3 separate regions of the Homo sapiens genome follow, and regions 2 and 3 are each linked to region 1. A link is a loop called in an ENCODE intact Hi-C map of the cell type or tissue named here. Cell type or tissue: PC-9. All regions are shown on one strand. Links, peaks and the distances in the headings refer to the core of each region. The heading gives the core; the rest is flanking DNA.

Region 1 (5,962 bases), core at 506-5,505:
ACTGTTGGTAGGAATGTAAATTAGTACAATCACCGTGGAGAACAGTTTGGAGTTTCCTCAAAAAACTAAAAATAGAGCTACGATATGATCCAGCAATCCCACTGCTAGGTATATACCCAAAAGAAAGGAGATCAGTATATTGAAAAGATGTCTGCATTTCTACGTTTGTTGCAGCACTGTTTACAATACCTAAAATTTGAAAGCAACCTAAGCATCCATCAACAAATGAATGGATAAAGAAAATGTACATATACACAATGGAGTACTATTCAGCCGTAAAAAAGAATAATATCCTGTCATTTGCAACAACACGGATGGAACTGGAGGTCATTATGTTAAGTGAAATAAGCCAGGCACAGAAAGACAAACTTTTGCCTGTTCTCACTTATCTGTGGGATTTAAAAATAAAAACAATTGAACTCATGGAGATAGTAGAATGATGGTTACCAGAGACTGAAAAGGATAGTTTGGCAGTGGGGGTGAGGGGTAAGTGGGGATGGTTAATGGGTACAAAAATATAATTAGATAGAAGGAATAAAATTTAGTATTTGATAGCATGACAGAGTGACTACTATCAACAATAATTTATTGTACATTTAAAAATAACTAAAAGACTATAATTGGACTGTTTGAAACACAAAGAAGAATAAATGCTTGAGATGATGGATATCCTATTTACCCGGATGTGATTATTATGCATTGTATGTCTATATCAAAATATTTCATGTACACTATAACTATATAGATGTACGATGTACTCACAAAAATTTAAAACAAAACAAACAAATAAACATGAATTCAGTTTATTAGAATTCCCAAACATGAATAGAAGATCTAAGATAACTCTTTTTGCCATCCTGAGGAATTTGGTAAGGTTTTCTGGTAGATTTTCTACATAGAAAAAAATACGCTTTGAAGGAAAACAAGAGCCTTTATGACTTTAATAGAACAACCCTTTCCCAGAGTCTCTCAGAGGCTAACATAATCCTGTACACACAGATTAACCTGTGCCTATATTCCTGAAAAGACTGCAGTAAAGGCAAATTCAGGCCTCATTATAGGGTCATTTTACATTTCAAACTGCAGTTTTCTTTTTCTTTTTTTTTTTTTTGAGATGGAGTTTTGCTCTTGTTGCCCAGACTGGAGTGCAATGGTGCGATCTCGGCTCACCTCAACCTCTGCCTCCCGGGTTCAAGCAATTCTCCTGCCTCAACCTCCCAAGTAGCTGGGATTACAGCACGTGCCACCACGCCTGGCTAATATTGTATTTTTTAGTAGAGATGGGATTTCTCCATGTTGGTCAGGCTTGTCTCGAACTCTTGACCTCAGGTGATTCGCCCGCCTCTGCCTCCCAAAGCACTGGGATTACAGGCATGAGCCACCATGCCTGGCCTGCAGTTTTCTTTATAATCGAAAAGTCCATCTTTACAAACTAGCAGTAAGGCTCAAAAAACAACAACAACAACAACAATACCACACACATACACACCCCAAAATTATTGCTTAACAACAAACATCCTGATATCTACAGTTATTTTTCTTCCCTTTACTTAAAATTCTATTTTCTGACCAGTTGAAGAGTCCTCCTGTCCTAACTTGGTTCATTAAAAATATCAGTTTCTTTCCATGGCCTCCAAAATTTTTTTTTAATTTGAAAAATTTTTACCTCATTTCTGAAAGGACTGTCTCCTGAAAACATTCCCACTTCTGAGTGCTTCCTATTTTAGGAGAACAAAAGTTCCAGCTTTCAGTATCCTTAGAGCACACCACTCTCTGCCTCAGATGGACCCAAATTCTCACAAAAACAAAAGAGAGACATGGGATGAGACAACGAATTCTCACTTGGCCTCACTGCCAGACTTGTATACAATCCTCTCTGATGTCTTCTAGATCTTGGGCAGCTTGAACACTTTCTTTATTGTATATATTTAAGATGTACAGCACAATGTTTTGATATACACACATACAATAAAGTGATTACTATAGTCAAGTAAACTAACATATCTATCCTCTCACATACTTACTTTTGTGTGTGTGGTAAAAGCACCTAAAAATCTCTCTTAGCAAATTTCCAGTTTGTAATATTTTTAGCTGTCTTCCTCACGTTATTCATTAGATCTCTACACCAATTCATCCTATATAACTGCAACTTTGTCCCCTTTAACCTACATCTGCCCATTTCCCCCATCCTCCCACCCCAATCGCCATTATACTCTCCATTTCTATTTATTCAGTGTTTGAAAAGATTTCGTATATAAGTGAGATCATGCAGTATTTTTCTTCCTGTGGTCTGGTTTCCTCAAATGTCTTCAACACAAACTGTATATTTGCTAAATAATGCTTTGTGGTCCTGAGTCAAATATTATTAAAACTTGATATGTTGGGAATTCCAAGCCAAGAGGAGAAATACTTCTAGACCTCTCCACAAGCTGGTATGTCTTCAAATGGAATAAAAAATGTAAGTAAAAACTTATTTGAGGTCTATATGGAATGTATGATTTTCTTTGGAAAATAATCATTCAGACAATTACTTATGAAGAAATCTCTTCAATGCCATCTTTGCTAGTAACTGCTGGGCTATTTTCCATTCCCACCTCCAATATTAACATACCATGACATACAATTCTATAGAGCCAAAAAGATATTCAAAAGACCCCAAATAAAAGAACTTGAAAGTCAAAAGGGGACCAATTCTTACAGAATATTTTGATAATAAATGTAATTCCAGACACACAGACTCTTTAGGGACTTAAAGTCCTAAATCTCTAAGATTATAAATGAGAAAACTGCAACCTGAGATATTATGCCAATTGTCTAAAGTTTTTAGTGGCAAGAACCACTTATTTATTTCAACAAACATTTACTGAACATCTACTCTATAGCTGGCAAAAGAAGACATTTTGGAATAAAGAAATGCAAGACACAGTTCCTGCCCCCACCTCCGGTTGTTTACAGTCCACTGGGGATACCTACCTAGTGAGCAGAGACACAGAGTGATAGGCTCTTTGATAAAGGCAGTCACAAGGTGAGGCCCCAAACTCACAGAGCAAGAAACCAGAACAAACTTTCTGGAAGGGGTTTGTCCTGAGCTGAGTCTTGATGAAGGTGAAGGAGCTGCTTAGGAAAGAAAGAGATCAAGAGAAAAGGGCCTGGCTCTCTAGGTCTTTCCGCATTCACATTAGACTAGTCCGCTCTTAAAATGTTTTGGTTTTGAGTTTGGTTTTGTCCGTGAATTATTTTATCTCTAGGTCAGAACATAGTGTTAAAGGAGTGAAAGCCACACCAGACACCTTAAAATGTCTCACACTAACCACAAGGGGGAGTAGGTTAAAGATGGCTGAATTCAGGTAACTCACTCATCACCATCACTAAAATCCACCAGTAAGTAGCCTAGTGTTGCGGGGCATGGGCCGAACCTCCCTATAAAGGCAGCTTTGCTTACTGAGTTATTCATTTTATCAATCTGTGTACTTTTCAACAATCACTTTAACATGTAGGCAGAAAATAAGAAATATTCAGTAAAAATATGTAAAACAAATTTATTAATTCAAGTATTTATTGAGTTCCTATTATTTGCCATGTAGATATTACAATAATATTCTAATCATATATATAAGCCTTTGTAAAGAGGTTTACGGCTTTAATTTTTTCCTCATTTACTCATTTGTTGCTCTAAGCCTGAATTTGGAGGTGTTCAAAGACTAGAAAGACAGGCATAGACAAGGGTATGTCGATGTATAGAGAATGGGAGAAGGAGGGAGAAGGAATGGTTTGAAAGTATCTTCAGAACAGGCTGCATAAGTGACAAAAGTTTTCAAAAGTGGGGTTTGTGGATACCTTAAATTTGTGTGTAGTGCCACAGTTTGTAGAGTTGGGAAAAAAAAAAAAGAGTTGGAGGATGATGGTCAGAACTCACCATTTATTCATTCATGGTAGATGTGGGTTCTTCCCTTTCCTCTAGGCTCTAAACAATTGGTTATCTTTGGGACCACTGAAAGAAAGATCACATTTCTGATCAAAATTTAGGATACATGGTCTGCCACATATAAGTGTTTTTATAAGGAAAATGGGATAAACATTTAAAAGCAGGATTGTCACTTTTTTGTCCCTTTTCAACGTTAAAGATGTCAAAATAAGAACATCTTGGTGAGTCCTCTGGTGAGATCTCTCTCTCTCTCTCTCTCTCTCTCTTTCTCTCTCTCTCTCTCTTTCTCTTTTCCCCTCTTGGCTCCCAGGACTAAGAAAAGGATAGATCAAAGGGACAGTAAATACAGCCTATGCCTGGAAGACTTAATATCATAGCTGTTTTGTTGGGGATGGAATCTGGAGGTTGCAATAGAGTGAAAGGAAAAATGATCTAGGAGTTAAGACACAGGTAAAATTCTGGCTTTGCTGCTAAATATCTGGATGTGTTGGGCAAGTCATTTAGTCAACCTAGGCCTCAATTTCTCTATCTGTAGGAAATAATGATGGCTGAAATTTGTTAAACATGTATTATGAATCTATCAACAGTTCTTAGAGGCTTATTTGGAGGGGGATGAATAGATCAGTGGTTTTCAAACTTAACTTTATGCAAGGGAATCCTTTCGTAAAATGAAGTCTTGTATGGCTCCCCAATGCATAGCACAGATAAAAGTAGTATACCTCTTTCATAAGTTACTGTGTATGGCATTTCCTCATGAGACATTTGAAGATTATCATGATCTGTGATTTCTACCACATCAAGCCTTGATCTGTAACACATTTGAGTAGTAAGCCTTTTTTAACTTAGTTTTTCAAATAATAAAATAAATGTAATGAAATGCGTGTGGATCCCTAGAACACAGTTTAAAAGCCACTGAATGAGTTTATCTCTGAGGTCTCTTCTGAATCTGATGTTCTCCCCATCTGAGCCTGGCTCAGATGGCAAAAACTCCTGCCAAGAACACATACACACCCGTCACTTTTCTCCCCCATGAAGGAAGATGCCTCTTATATTTCCCAGCAGAAATCAATGCCTAATATTAAAAACATGTCAGTGTGACTAGTTCTAATTCAGTCTCTCCTTCAACAAGTTTTGGGGACAAAGGTATTGCTACATCTGTGACAGTTGTAACTGCTTTGGGATTCTACTTGGACTCACAGTGTGTATATCTGAATATTCCCAGAAGTATCTAGTCAAGCTCAATAAAATTTTGAATGTCAGCAGAACTGAAATCCAGTATATAAGAAACCTGAACTAATATCACATAGTGAATTTCAACAATGCTGCTTGGATGGTAAGAGAGGTTCTCATCACTCTTTACCTGTGTGACCCTGGCCACTTTTCATTTGGGACCTTGTTTCTTGAACTAGAGATCAACATTATTTCCTTTCCAGCTGAAGTATTCTTTGTTCTCTAGTTAGTTAACATCCTTCTGTGATCAGCTGTACTACCTGCATCTCCACCACTTCTCATTTACCAGCTGGGCTGTTTTCACGGACATACATTCGGTACAGATTTTCCACTGTGTAATTCTGGTGATTCTACATATGAATTAAATGTTTTATGTTTGCACTTAAAACTGGAATTGCATGATATGAGATGAATGGTAAAATTTACATTTTAATTTTTAAGCTCAGAACAACATTAAATAGCAAATAAAAGACATAAAATATTTATGTATGAATTTAACAAAATATCTATAAGATCTCATGGGTACAAGAAGAAAACTACAAAACTCTAATGAAAGAAATCAAAGTAGATCACTAATAAATGAAGAGATATTCCATGTTCATGGATAAGAAGACTCAGTGTTGTTAAAATATCAGTTCTTCCCAAGTTGATCTACAGATTCAATGCAATTTCAATAAAGTAGTCCAGAAAGTTACTTTGTGGTGACCAACAAACTGATTCTGAAGTTTACATAGGGAGGCAAAAGACCCAGAATAACCAACAAAATATTGAAGAAGAATAAAGTCAGAGGATTGACACTATACTTCT
Region 2 (5,962 bases), core at 542-5,541, 48 kb before region 1:
CCTTCAAACAGTTTAACATTTTTGCTGCATTACTGAGGCCATTTTAATTTATCACTTTGTTTTAAAGCACTGCACCATCCAAAAATAGCACAAAATTACTCATTCTATTCAAGGGTAGATGGTACTGCAGCCTTATATGAGACATGTAATCTTTCACTGATTGGGCCAGTGTGAACACAGGCCTGGTTTTCAGAGTTCTAACAGTCCCGGATGGGAGCTGCTTGTTTTTTTGAAGCAAGTTTTAAGCTTTTTTGCCACCAGAGCCACTGAAGAATGCCTGACCAGCCACAGAGAGAAGCTATGCAGCTGGGTTCTGAATTCCTTCCTTGTCTAGAGATCCAGGCAGGCTGAAATATTTTAGAAAGAGTTGACTTACCAAACTTTCTTTCTCCTGGTTTTCCATAATGTCATTTCATGTACCTATTTTTAAAATGTTTAGTTTTACATTGGATTTTGTGTTTTAAGCCTATAAAAAACTTGATTTAGGATTTCACTGGAGCCTGGCAGAATAATTTAAAGGGAGAATTTCTTGAGAAATGGAAATCAGTACTGGTTTTTCCAAAAGTTTTGTTGAGATTATTTGTGATTGCTCTTATTTTTATAGTGAGTACAGCCCCTCCTTCCCCTTGCCTTCTGCCTCCCTTTTGTATGCATAAGACAGCCTCATTCTGGTGGCCTGTCTTGAAAATCACCATAATGGAATATATATGAGGATTAGGCACAGAAATGTCAGGCCTTATTAAATTTCAGTAGTCAAACTCGCTTTTGTGTTTCCCATTACCTCTCTGGTCTCTGAGACTTTCCAGAGAGGAATAACTCTCCATGTCCCATAGGAATTGTACCCCCTCCCCCAGTTTTAGCAGAACCTTGCCTGTTGTCAGTCATTATTGGAAGACTATGATGTTTTCCACTTTCATTGACTTTTAAAAAATTCTCTTGCAAAGAAGACCTTTGGGTGATTCATGCAATCAAATTCTGTTAGGGAGGAGAAAGTCTAGCTGTCAGTGGTATTATTAAATGCCCGGTGTAAAACCACGGAATCTGGGCATTCATACCCCCTCTCCCCAAGGAGCTCAGTGAGCTTTGGATGCATTACTTTCCTTTATTCATCCTCACAAGGGAACTCGAAGAGGAAGAGGGGGGCCAGGCTTCTTTAAACAATCTTCCTAGCATTTGTAGCTGCTGTAGTATACGTGGTACGATAGTTCCCCCACCGTAATCCACAGTTTTGCTTTCTGTGGTTTCAGTTACCTGCAGGACAGTATTATAAGATATTTTAAGAAACAGAGAGAGACCACATACACATAAATTTTATTAGAGTATATTGTTATAATCGTTCTATTTTATAGTTATTGCTGCCAATCTCTTACTGTGCCTAGTGTTTAAATTAAACTTTATCATAGGTATGTATAGGAAAATATATAGTCTGTATAAAGTTCTGTACTATCTGCAGTTTCAGGCATACCCCTGCAGATAATGGGGGCTACTGTATATACATTGTTTTTCACTCTAGGTGCCTCCAACTAAGTAGAAGTGTGGAGACTCGACAAGGTTTAGAAGGAACCTAAAATAGCTATTAAAGGTAGAGCCACCAGATCAGCGCAGCTGTCAGGGTTTGAAGGCACCCCTGCTTTTGGAGTTGGCAAAGACCTAAGGAATCCACCGCAAGGAGAGAAGGAGGGGGCATGGACACACACAGGTGATTTAGGAGCCTGAGGATACACCTCACTCCCAGGCAAGCTCTCCCACCCTCTGCCGCCAAGGAGAGTGCTGGCACATCTCTCTGGCAGTCTTCCACCTGAAAGAGCTAATCTGCCAGTCATCGCACACTCATCTTCCTGTGGGCTGCCAGGAAGAATCTGGGTCAGTGGGAGTTTACAGCTGTAGGAGCAGCCAGACCAGGTCATGAACTATGGTTCATCTACTTTGCAGAAAAGATTTAATGAATCCTTTAAGGCTATGTTGCCTCTCCCAGGGGTATTTGCATTTATAAAAGAACCAATGAATAAAACCATTATTTTATATGGGAAATTGGCAAATCAAGTGGAGGAGGCATTTAAGGCCTAGTAGATCCCTCACCTAGCCATAGATTATACCAGAAGTGTGGTCGATAACTACTGTACCTATTCAACATGCAGGGCATAGGAACAGCATGGAGACTGGCACGGAGGAGGGCTGAATTCCCAGAGGGCTGCCGCCAACTCAACAGTGAGGGGCTCAGACCCTTCACCTCTGTGGGTGTCAGTGTGCTTCTCTGTAGAATGAAGGGTAGGAAGAAGAACCAGTCCACACCGCTCCTTCCACTACCTCCTTTCCTCATCCCTCTTCCTTCTCTTTCACTGTTGGGGCGGCTGTGTGGATATCAGAGTTCAGCTGTACAAGCCGGAGTGGGAAGTTTTGGCTGATTGCCAGTTTTCTTCAGAATTTCTCTACAAGTTGAGTTAGGGAGCAGCAAGCTGGTGGCAGGGTGGAACCAGTGTTTGTTGTGCTTTCCATAAAATGAGATCCATCTCTTCCAAGCCACCCTTTTCTCCAGTACTGACTAGCTGATCTCCAAGATACCTGATGGTCTAGTTTCAGGATTAGCCCTGTGGTCTGACCCGCTGGCTACTCCAGATGGAACTGTCTCCGGGCTCTTCTGTGTGCTTAGCCTTCCCTCTGGGCAGAAATGCACCAGGGAAAGGACATAACGAAACTGGTTTTATCAGAACAGCCTGCCTGAGAGAGATCAAGCAGGGCACAGGTAAAAATGTTAATAAAAATTAAAAATAGAACCTGCAGAACAGGTATTGCTCTTTTTCAGTTGGCAGAAGCCTGCTGCCAATATCAGAGTGATCCCTACCAATGTGATGAGTGTGGGGAAGGCCATAGAAAGGACCGGCGAATGCTGGCATTGATGTGTGTTATTTTAACATTTCTGAAATCCTGTTCTTAGTCTGCACACCTTGTCCGAGGCTCCGATGTTATCCAGGTGATTCATCATTTAATGCTGTTGGCTTCAACATGGATTTAATGGTAACTAAACCAAGTGCACACTATGTGAAGATCTATTCACTTGGAGGTCCTTCATTTCAGGTCACCAGGTATGCCCCTGGGCTCCTGCCGCAGCTGATCGGGTGCTAGGTGCTGAGGATACACGGTGAGTTCCTTCTCTCCCCTCAGGGGCCGGTGTCTGGATGGGTAACTTTAATATGATGTCGGATACAGAGAGGGCCAAAAGAACATGAAGGAAGGCCCTTGACCTCCCAGGTGGTGAGCTGGAGACCTTGGGGAGATGGAGTGAGGTGCAATTTGCAGGAAGAAAGGAGTTACCCAGGTGAGCGGGAGGAAGGCAATGGCATTCCCAGTAGAGGGAGCTCTCTTTTTGTATATTGTGGACAGGAAGGAAGTGGGAGGTGGAAGGTGGGAAGAAGGTGGTCAGAAGGAAGAAAAGGAATTGCATTCTCTCCCTTTCCTACCCATCTGCACTCTTATTGCTGCAGAAATAGAGAGAGAAAATCCACATCTAGGGATGGTTTTTATCAGCTTAAAGGAGGTAGAATAAATTTGGATTACTGTTTCTAATAGCAACAAAACAAACAAATCAGAAAACCCAAGCTGCATGCAACCTGAATGTCTATCCATAGACATTGCTTAAACAAACGCAGTACATTCATATATATTATGGAATAATATGTAGTTTTAAAAAAAAAATAAGATAGCTTTATATGTAGAGAGATATCCAAGAAATATTAGTAAATAAAAAAGCAAGTCATAGGAAAATATATATAGTGTATACGTTCCCATTTATGTAAAGAAATATATGCATCTTGCTTGCGGTCATGTATTTTTGTGCATCTATATACATGCACATATATAAACACATAGAAAAAGGGTCTGGAAAGATTCTTAACTTCTGGGGAGGGAAGTGGGATTGGAGGATGGCAAAGAAGGACTTTCACTTTCTGCTCAGTTTGCTTCTATATTGTTTATATTTTTACCCGAGAATATATTACTGAGGTAATTTTTTTTTTTTTTTAGTCTGGGAGAAAGCAATTGGAAGAAATGCAAAGCTCTTCAAAGGAGACCTATAAAGTCATCTTTGTTTTGTTCATTCTTCTCATGTTTCTGCATTCTGGGCATTCTCCTAAATTGGGGAGAAACCAAAATGCCCAGAAGTCAAATTCTGCAACTGTCATCATGCAAAATGTCAAATGAGAGAACCAAAGTATGCTGGATTCTATATTGTTAGGAAGGGATGGTTAATTTGATTGACTCTTGGGAGCTATTTTTCTAGCATTAAGTAATTCTAGGGAACCCTTCTGTGATCATCTCTGAGTAAATAAAGAAGTGAAATTGCAATTCAAATAAGGAATCAACTTTAATGCTCTCATAGAGAATATAAGCCAAATTACAGTGTGAATTTAAATTGTAATATGTCAGAGGCACATTATCTCAATGGCAATATTTTCTAAAATGTCTCTTCTTTTTTTTTTTTTTTTTTTTTTGAGACGGAGTTTTGCTCTTGTCCGCCAGGCTGGAGTGCAATGGCTTGATCTTGGCTCACTGCAACCTCCACCCAGGTTCAAGTGATTCTCCTGCCTCAGCCTCCCAAGTAGCTGGGATTACAGGCATCCGCTGCCACGCCCAGCTAATTTTTGTATTTTTAGTAGAGATGAGGTTTCACCATATTGGCCAGGCTGGTCTCAAACTCCTGACCTCAGGTGATCTGCCTGCCTCGGCCTCCCACAGTGCTGGGATTACGGCTGTGAGCCACCGCTCCCAGCCTAAAATGTCTCTTCTTACCCAGCTTCCACCTCCAAGCACACATGCCTCTCACACATCTGTGATTTTGTTATCTAGTACTGAGCCAACAACAAAGCAGAACATCTAGCACCAACAAATATTTAGATGATACACTGTTAAAGCAGCTCCCACTAACACCAGATAGGCTTAGGGGTCATTTTGCTCTTTAGCATCTCCCCTACCGAAGCCTGCAGAAAATTTCTAAGCTTATCTGGTGCCGGTGGGAGCTGAGTTCAACCCCGCTAGACAACAGAGTCCCAGACTGTATGTCCCAGATTCAACCTCTGGTTCATGTCAGATCTAGCAAGAGTTTGGGGCCACCTTAACTTTTCAACTTGCCAGGGATAGAAAATGTGGATGGCCTTTCCCACTGTTTATTTATGTGGGTCAGGTGGCTTCACCTGGGTAGGCTCCCATTTCCTCACATCCGCAGGGGTGCGCACTTTCTAGACCAGAGAATGTGTTTAAACCCCATGTGACCCTTGAGGAAAAAGCTCTAATAGTAAAGAAGATCCTCTGTTTGAAGAGAAGGGCAAGGCAGTCTCACACCAAACAAAGCAATCCATATAAGACCCTTTTCTTCTGCCTCAGGAATTCTTTCTTTTCTTTTCCTTTTTTTTGGTGGGGGGTGGGGGTGGGGGACAGAGTCTCACTCTGTCTCCCAGGCTGGAGTGCAGTGGCACGATCTTAGCCCACTGCAACCTCTACCTCCTGCGTTCAAGGGATTCTCCTGCCTCAGCCTCCCAAGTAGCTGGGATTACAGGCACCACCATGCCCAGCTAATTTTTGTATTTTTATTTTTATTTTTTTTAGTGGAGACGGGGCTTTGCCATGTTGCCCAGGCCAGTCTCGAACTCCTGAGCTCAAGCAATCCACCCGCCTCGGCCACCCAAAGTGTTGGGATTACACTGTGCCCGGCCGCCTCAGGAATTCTCTAAGTGGAGAATTAGTGGTGGGAATATTACACCTGATAGCTCAGAGGTCTCTACATTCAAATTTGTCCAAGGTTTATTACTGGGGTCCCTGGACATAATCCAAAGGGTTCACAGACTAGTTGGACTGGAGGAGGAATCACTATTTCCACTAACCTCTCTCTGAAATTTAGCAAGTTTTCTATTTTAAATATGGTAACATCGCTTCTCGGCCTTTTAGCTAAGATCAAGTGGAGTATCTGTTC
Region 3 (5,962 bases), core at 542-5,541, 59 kb after region 1:
GCTGAATGACAAGGATGAGCAAAGCACATTATTGGGCTCTGCCTTTAAAGGAAGTGGATTTGACTTGGTGAAAATATGGTTATACAGCATATGATCACAAGTACTTTTTTAAACACCCTGAAAGAAAATATAGAGAAGTACACTCAAATGTGCTAACTATAGATGTTAGAACTATGGGTGTTAGAACTATGGGTAATCTTTTTTAACGTTCCCCTCACATTTTCTTTAATAAGCATATATTGTCTTTAAAATTGAAAATAAATTTCAAAAAATGTTTAGAAAAAAATGCATTAACTTTGTATATATGGATATACACAGGTATATGTATTAATTAATGCAAGCAATGTGCAGGAATCTGGAGAGATTTAAAACTTCCCATGGCTTCCAGTAAGAATATTTCACATGGCAGCTATTACCAGTGTGGTATGAGAATCAGAGAATCAATTAATCTCACTTTTGAAAGGGTCTTTGTATTAGTTATCTGTTACTCCATCACAAATTACCCCAAAACCTTGGCGGCTTAAAACAATAAACATTTATTATTTCACACAGTTTCTGTAGGTTAGGAACCTCCGAGTGACTTAGCTGAGTGTCTCAGGCTCAGGGTCTCTGATGGGGTTGCAGTCAAGCTCTGAGCAGGGGCTGCAGTCATCTGAAGGTTTATCCAGGGCTGGAGCACCTACTTCCAAGATGGTCATTCATATGGCTATTGGCAGAAGTCCTCAATGCCTTGCCACATGGGCCTCTCCATGGGGCTGCCTGACTGTCCTCACAACACAGCATCTGGCTTCCCCTGGATGGAATGATGTATGTATGAGAAAGAGAGAGAGAGGAGCCACAAGGTCTTTTGTGATCTAGCCTAGGAAAAGTCATACCATCATTTCTGCCGTATTCACAGACCAATCCTGATGCAGTGTGGGAGGGGACTACACATATCCAAGGCAGGGATCGTTAGAGGCCCTTAAACACCATCATGTCCAATCCCCATGGGATCCTTGAGAAACTAAAATTTTTCCATAAAACAAGAAATATTGAGATTGTTAGTCACAGTCATTTAAATCTATTAAGGAAATAGGTATTTGAATCCTATTTTATATTCTGACTCAGCAGAAATGGCTCTTCTGAAAATAATGTATTAGAGGTTATGAGTGTAATGTGACTTTAAAATGTTAATTGGTTTTCACTTCTTGGAAAGTTACAAAATTTTATTTCCTTCCTTTTAGAGAGGTTTAGATAGGCAAAACAGATTTTTTTTTAAACAAGCCTTTGTACTTTGGTGGTATGGCTGCCAGGCAAAAACAAGTAAACAAACGAAAACCTTTTAGTGGTTGTTTTCAGCCTAGCTAGATGTCTAATTGATTTAAAAACAATAATAATCTATCTCCCCCAATAGGTCAAATGTCTTTCTAATACAATCCATGGATTTCAACACATGGAAAAGGAGGCTTGTGAAATCAATATAGAAACTATATTGTTAAAAAACAACAATTAGTCTGGGCACAGTGGCTCATGCCTGTAATCCCAGCACTTCAGCAGGCCGAGGTGGGAGGATTGCTTGAGCTGAGGAGTTCAAGACCAACCAGGGCAACATAGTGCGACCTTGTCTCTACCAAAACAACAACAACAAAATCAGAATGAAAACTCTGTCTGACTTGGGGGATTTTCTTTTTTAATAAATGAGTTTATTTGGTTAAAAAAAAGCATTTCAAATAACATCTTATGTATTTAATGAATTGCCTTTACTAAAAAGAGTAAAATTATATGAAATTTGAAATGTCTTTAAATTAGAGACATAAGATTATAGAAATACAGGGCAATGCATCTTCCAGGCTGCTCCTCTTAATAAGAATAGGAAGAGGAAATTTGTCAGTGTTTGAAATTACCTCCAGACTCTTTAAGCAATGAATTCTCCTGTATTCATCTTTGAATCCCAAATGCCAGCAGAGTGCCAGGCACAGAGAGGTCATGAAATATTTGCTGAATGAATGAAGAAGGGAAAAGCACTAGATTGTTTTGGAGAAATGATACCACTACAAAGCCCGTTCTCACCCTAATTTCCATTCCTCCCTTCACCCCCTGTGTTCCCAACATCCCCTGACTTCAAAGAGAGTCCCCAGGAAGAGAGCTGGCCTTGGCATCGGTAAATCACCAGTTGCCCTAAGGGCTCATGACTTGTCATCCCAGCAAGTCCAATTAATTCCCTGTTCAAACTGACATTTTAAATTCCGGTCCATAATACAAAAGAAAAATGAATCTGCCCAACTTCTTGTTTGGGCATCTATTATATTTTCAACGCCATCCCATAAATTCTATGCATTCACTCCCTCCCCCAGTGCAAGAATTAAACACGGATCTGCAGCCGGATGGATTCTATCTCCTGTCTTTTATCCAGCTGGAAAGCTACTTACTAGTTCTTTATCGTCTTTTGGTAACAGATATTCTCCCAGGAATCTCCACTCTCGCTGTTAAACTTCCCAGCAAGTTCAAAGGGGCTCTCATCTCTCCAAGATCTGCTAGTTAACTTACTGCTGCTACATGGCATTGCCTTTGATAATTTAGCCCCTCCCAGAGGCTGATTTTTCTCCATCTCAGGATAAAATAAGGTGTGTTTTTTGTTGTTGTTGTTTTTGTTTTTGTTTTTTTTTGTTGTTGTTTTTTGAGACAGAGTTTCGCTCTTGTTGCCCAGGCTGGAGTACAATGGCGCAGTCTCGGCTGACTGCAACCTCCAACTCCCGGGTCCAAGCGATTCTCCTGTCTCAGCCTCCCGAGTAGCTGGGATTACAGATATGCGCCACCATGCCCGGCTAATTTTGTATTTTTAGTAGAGACGGGGTTTCACCATGGTGGTCAGGCTGGTCTCGAACTCCTGACCTCGGGTGATCCGCCCGCCTCGGTCTCCTAAAGTGTTGGGATTACAGGCGTGAGCCACCGCACTTGGCCTAAAATAAGGTTTTATCAAGCCGTCAAAGCCCTGGACTTTGGCACTGTTTTCAAAGGGTGTTAAAACATTCCCAAAGGATGAACCCTCTTGAACTAAGGAATCACTGAGGGGAAAGGAATGCAAGCAGGTCTGACAGGATCTGCAGCTTTCCCCTGATTTATTGCACCTTGCTTTAGAGGAACTAAATGCTCATTCTGATGAGTTTAGTGAATATGAGACACTCTCTGTGGATCCAGGATTTCACCATATGCTATTGGGTCATATGTCTCAAAACTCAGGTGTGCTCATCGTTGAACTAATAACCTCAGTTATTCATTTGGTTTCAAAATGCTTATCCTGGCACGTACAGTACTGTTTTCTTTTAGGGCTGAGATTTTATCTAACACAATTACAGTTTCTGATAAGCTATTCTGTGTTTAAAGCACATATTTTTAAAAAATCAGAGGTCTGCATCTCCAAGCACAGGGCAGTCCAGGATAAATCAGACCCACTAAAAATATAAGGACTATAGCTGATCTTTGTATTATTGTTGTTAGAAAGGTAATTATTCCAAATTGCAGAAAGAATGAAAATAGAAAAAAGAAAAATATGACAAGTAATTCTAGGCTATTCTTTTGATGTGTTTCCTTTTAGTCTTTTTAAAAAAAGATAAAATTTTGAATTTTTTTTTTCATTTAACTTATCACAGATATTTTGCCTTTATTTTGCCAGTCTGCTTCATGACTATGGCTTTTAGAGATCGCTTTTCAAAAGGACATGTTTTAGTGAACGCTATCAAGCTGGAAATTTTAAAAAGCAAGAAATCCAGATCATCACACATTTTTTCATTATTTTTTAGTCATCAAATTATTTTTCATGTGTATTTCAGAGGATTGCTCTTCCAAGAAATACTCTGTAATACACTGTATGCATTTGAGAGAAAACTCTGAACTTGTTTTTAAAGTTTGTATATTCAACCAGGTATCAATGACACTTTTTCATCTTTTTTTTTTTAATTACTAAAGAATCCAGTCACATCAAGCATCATGAGCTTCCAGAATCCTGAGTTCTATAGGAAACCAATTAGTTTGAACATCTTCCCCAAGGTATAAAAGTATTTCGCCAATCCCAATACAGGGTGAGAAGAGTTTATGAGAATTGAATGAAACAATGCAGATAGTCTCTCACCAACATCCCCCATAGCCTCACAATTCAAATGCAGCATTCCACTTGCTCGGCTTTAAAATTTAATAAAGAAAAGTAAAGCGATGGGTTGGAAGATTTTGGAAATTGAGCAAAGATGAAAGAGGCAGTATTGTACATTTGCGTTTCTTTTATATTTGATGTCCTTCCATGTTAGGGAGAAAAAGAAAATATGCAAGAGTACGAAGGACAATGTTTTTAATAAAACCTTGGCTGCTTTTCTGTAAGAATCGATGCAAGTAATTTTATCTCTTTAGGGGTGGTTTTCAAAGCAAGGGGAAGAAACAAATTGACAGGATCTCATAAGGTACTTGGGAAATGCACTCTTTTTGTGCTTTATTTAACTTAGCTAGGGAAAAAAACTACGTGAAAAGGCAAGATTTCACTCAGATCTAGTTCTGCTTCATATGACTTAGAAAGGAAAAAAAGGAAGAAAGGAAGAAAAAATCCCTCTCAAACCTTATGCCCTATATCATAGTGTTGTACAGATGACTTTTAAAAGGATAATAACATATTTCAGTATTTTTTAAACTGAAATTTGACTAACTGTACAAATTTGGGTTGTGGGTTCTTTAACGAAGGAAGATAATTATATTTATATTTTTCTGACATGATATAAAAACTTAAGTCAGCATAGAGCCCCTGCTGTCAAGCTAGGCTGCCATTTGAGCTCCTAAGGAAGAAAATCCTTGGGAAAGATTGTATTTTATAGTCCTGCCCTCAGCAATTCAGCTGTGCTTCATTCCAAGACACATTTTTGCCTTATGTGCCATAATAAAAGCAAACCTTCTTGCCCCTTAGAGGGGCACATTTAGAAGATCAAGAGGAGAATGTACTTGGGCCACAGTCTCTCCTAGGACGGCTGCAAGGCAAGCTGTAATAGAAACCAAAACAGGGCACATCTAACCGGTTCTGGGTTTTCTCCTGAAGGCAGGATGTAGACCAGGTTTTTTGCAAGGGTCACTGAAGTTTGCAAAACTTTTTCTGCTCCTGGCTGATTGAGCGAGCCAGAGCCAGCTCATAGCTTGGATTGGAAATCATGTGAAACTCATTTATGCCATTTTGTATTTTCTCTCTTTAACTCCCTATCAGACATTGAGCCGAGTTTGCATCCGAGTCTGGAGTTGGTTTACAAGCATACTGGAAATAAAACTCAATTGGGAGTGAGAATCCAGGTGAACCGAAGTAAACGTGAACTCTTTGTGAACCAAATACTACTGTACGCCTCTTCAAAGCCTACAGGCGCCTGAAAATCTCCCATAAATCCAAGCTGCATTGAAAGGATTTGCTCCAAGCCTTCTACCAGTAGCTTGCATCCACATGCATCAGATTCAGCTGTCTCCTAAATCTGCAAAGTGTTATCTGCCTCACCGTGCACAAACTACTGTCCCAAACTGTATTCAATCCAGATGGGAGGTTTTATCACTTCCTGACTTCCCTTCCATTGTAAGGATGAATATTTTGAAACCAGGCAACTAGGAAAACCATACCCCACTAAATGGGAGCATATACTATTTAGGGAAAACTTTCTAATTGTCCCCCAGAAAATGAAGAAATTATGCTCTTCTTGTACCCTGATTGTACAAAATGTTCAGCTCCCTGGGATATGCACCAGATCACATTCACAAGAGAACCTACCATGGGTGTGTCCAGCGTCACGCACAATTCTCAGTGAAACAGCTTAATCTCCACACTTTTCTGTCTCACAAGCAAATTAGGATGCAAGTGAGGTTGAAATTATCACAGGAATACATGTTATCCTATTTTAAAAAATAATTTTCAAATGCTGGCACTTCACTATTAATAACAACAATTTACTTGTGACAGCTGATAAGACAC

What was found. A loop is a pair of places that touch in the nucleus more often than their neighbours do. Peaks named below come from ENCODE experiments on the same cell type or tissue, not always from the same donor. Only the 100,000 strongest peaks of a DNase experiment are listed, where the experiment ranks them.
Region 2: it touches region 1 in a loop (2.8-fold over the local background); 10 of 110 quality-filtered maps call a loop at or near these places.
Region 3: a loop joins it to region 1, with 6 times the contacts of the local background. A loop is called at or near these places in 6 of 110 quality-filtered maps.

What each region holds. Positions count from the first base shown.
Region 1 is chr3:150,283,428-150,289,389 of GRCh38, forward strand. The region is part of intron 2 of LINC01214 (long intergenic non-protein coding RNA 1214); the gene reads right to left. Among named protein-coding and RNA genes, the nearest start is that of LINC01214, 37 kb to the right of the region's middle. In PC-9, for the core only: CTCF peaks have their summits at 3,312 (motif pointing right) and 3,513; no DNase peak of the experiment used is centred there; H3K27ac peaks cover 524 bases.
Region 2 is chr3:150,235,860-150,241,821 of GRCh38, forward strand. LINC01213 (long intergenic non-protein coding RNA 1213) reads left to right here and starts at 2,660. Exons shown (of 3, transcript NR_110168.1): 1 at 2,660-2,743; 2 at 3,076-3,139; 3 at 4,021-4,347. It also overlaps the pseudogene LOC124906376. In PC-9, for the core only: CTCF peaks have their summits at 3,321 (motif pointing right) and 3,523; DNase peaks (open chromatin) are centred at 1,822 and 2,722; H3K4me3 peaks cover 2,547 bases; H3K27ac peaks cover 2,607 bases.
Region 3 is chr3:150,342,163-150,348,124 of GRCh38, forward strand. It overlaps LOC107986141 (a long non-coding RNA gene), which reads left to right. Exons shown (of 3, transcript XR_001740958.1): 2 at 5,216-5,962. LOC107986142 (a long non-coding RNA gene) reads right to left here and starts at 1,508. Exons shown (of 3, transcript XR_001740959.3): 1 at 876-1,508; 2 at 1-793. In PC-9, for the core only: no CTCF peak of the experiment used is centred there; DNase peaks (open chromatin) are centred at 3,139 and 5,049; H3K4me3 peaks cover 1,407 bases; H3K27ac peaks cover 4,439 bases.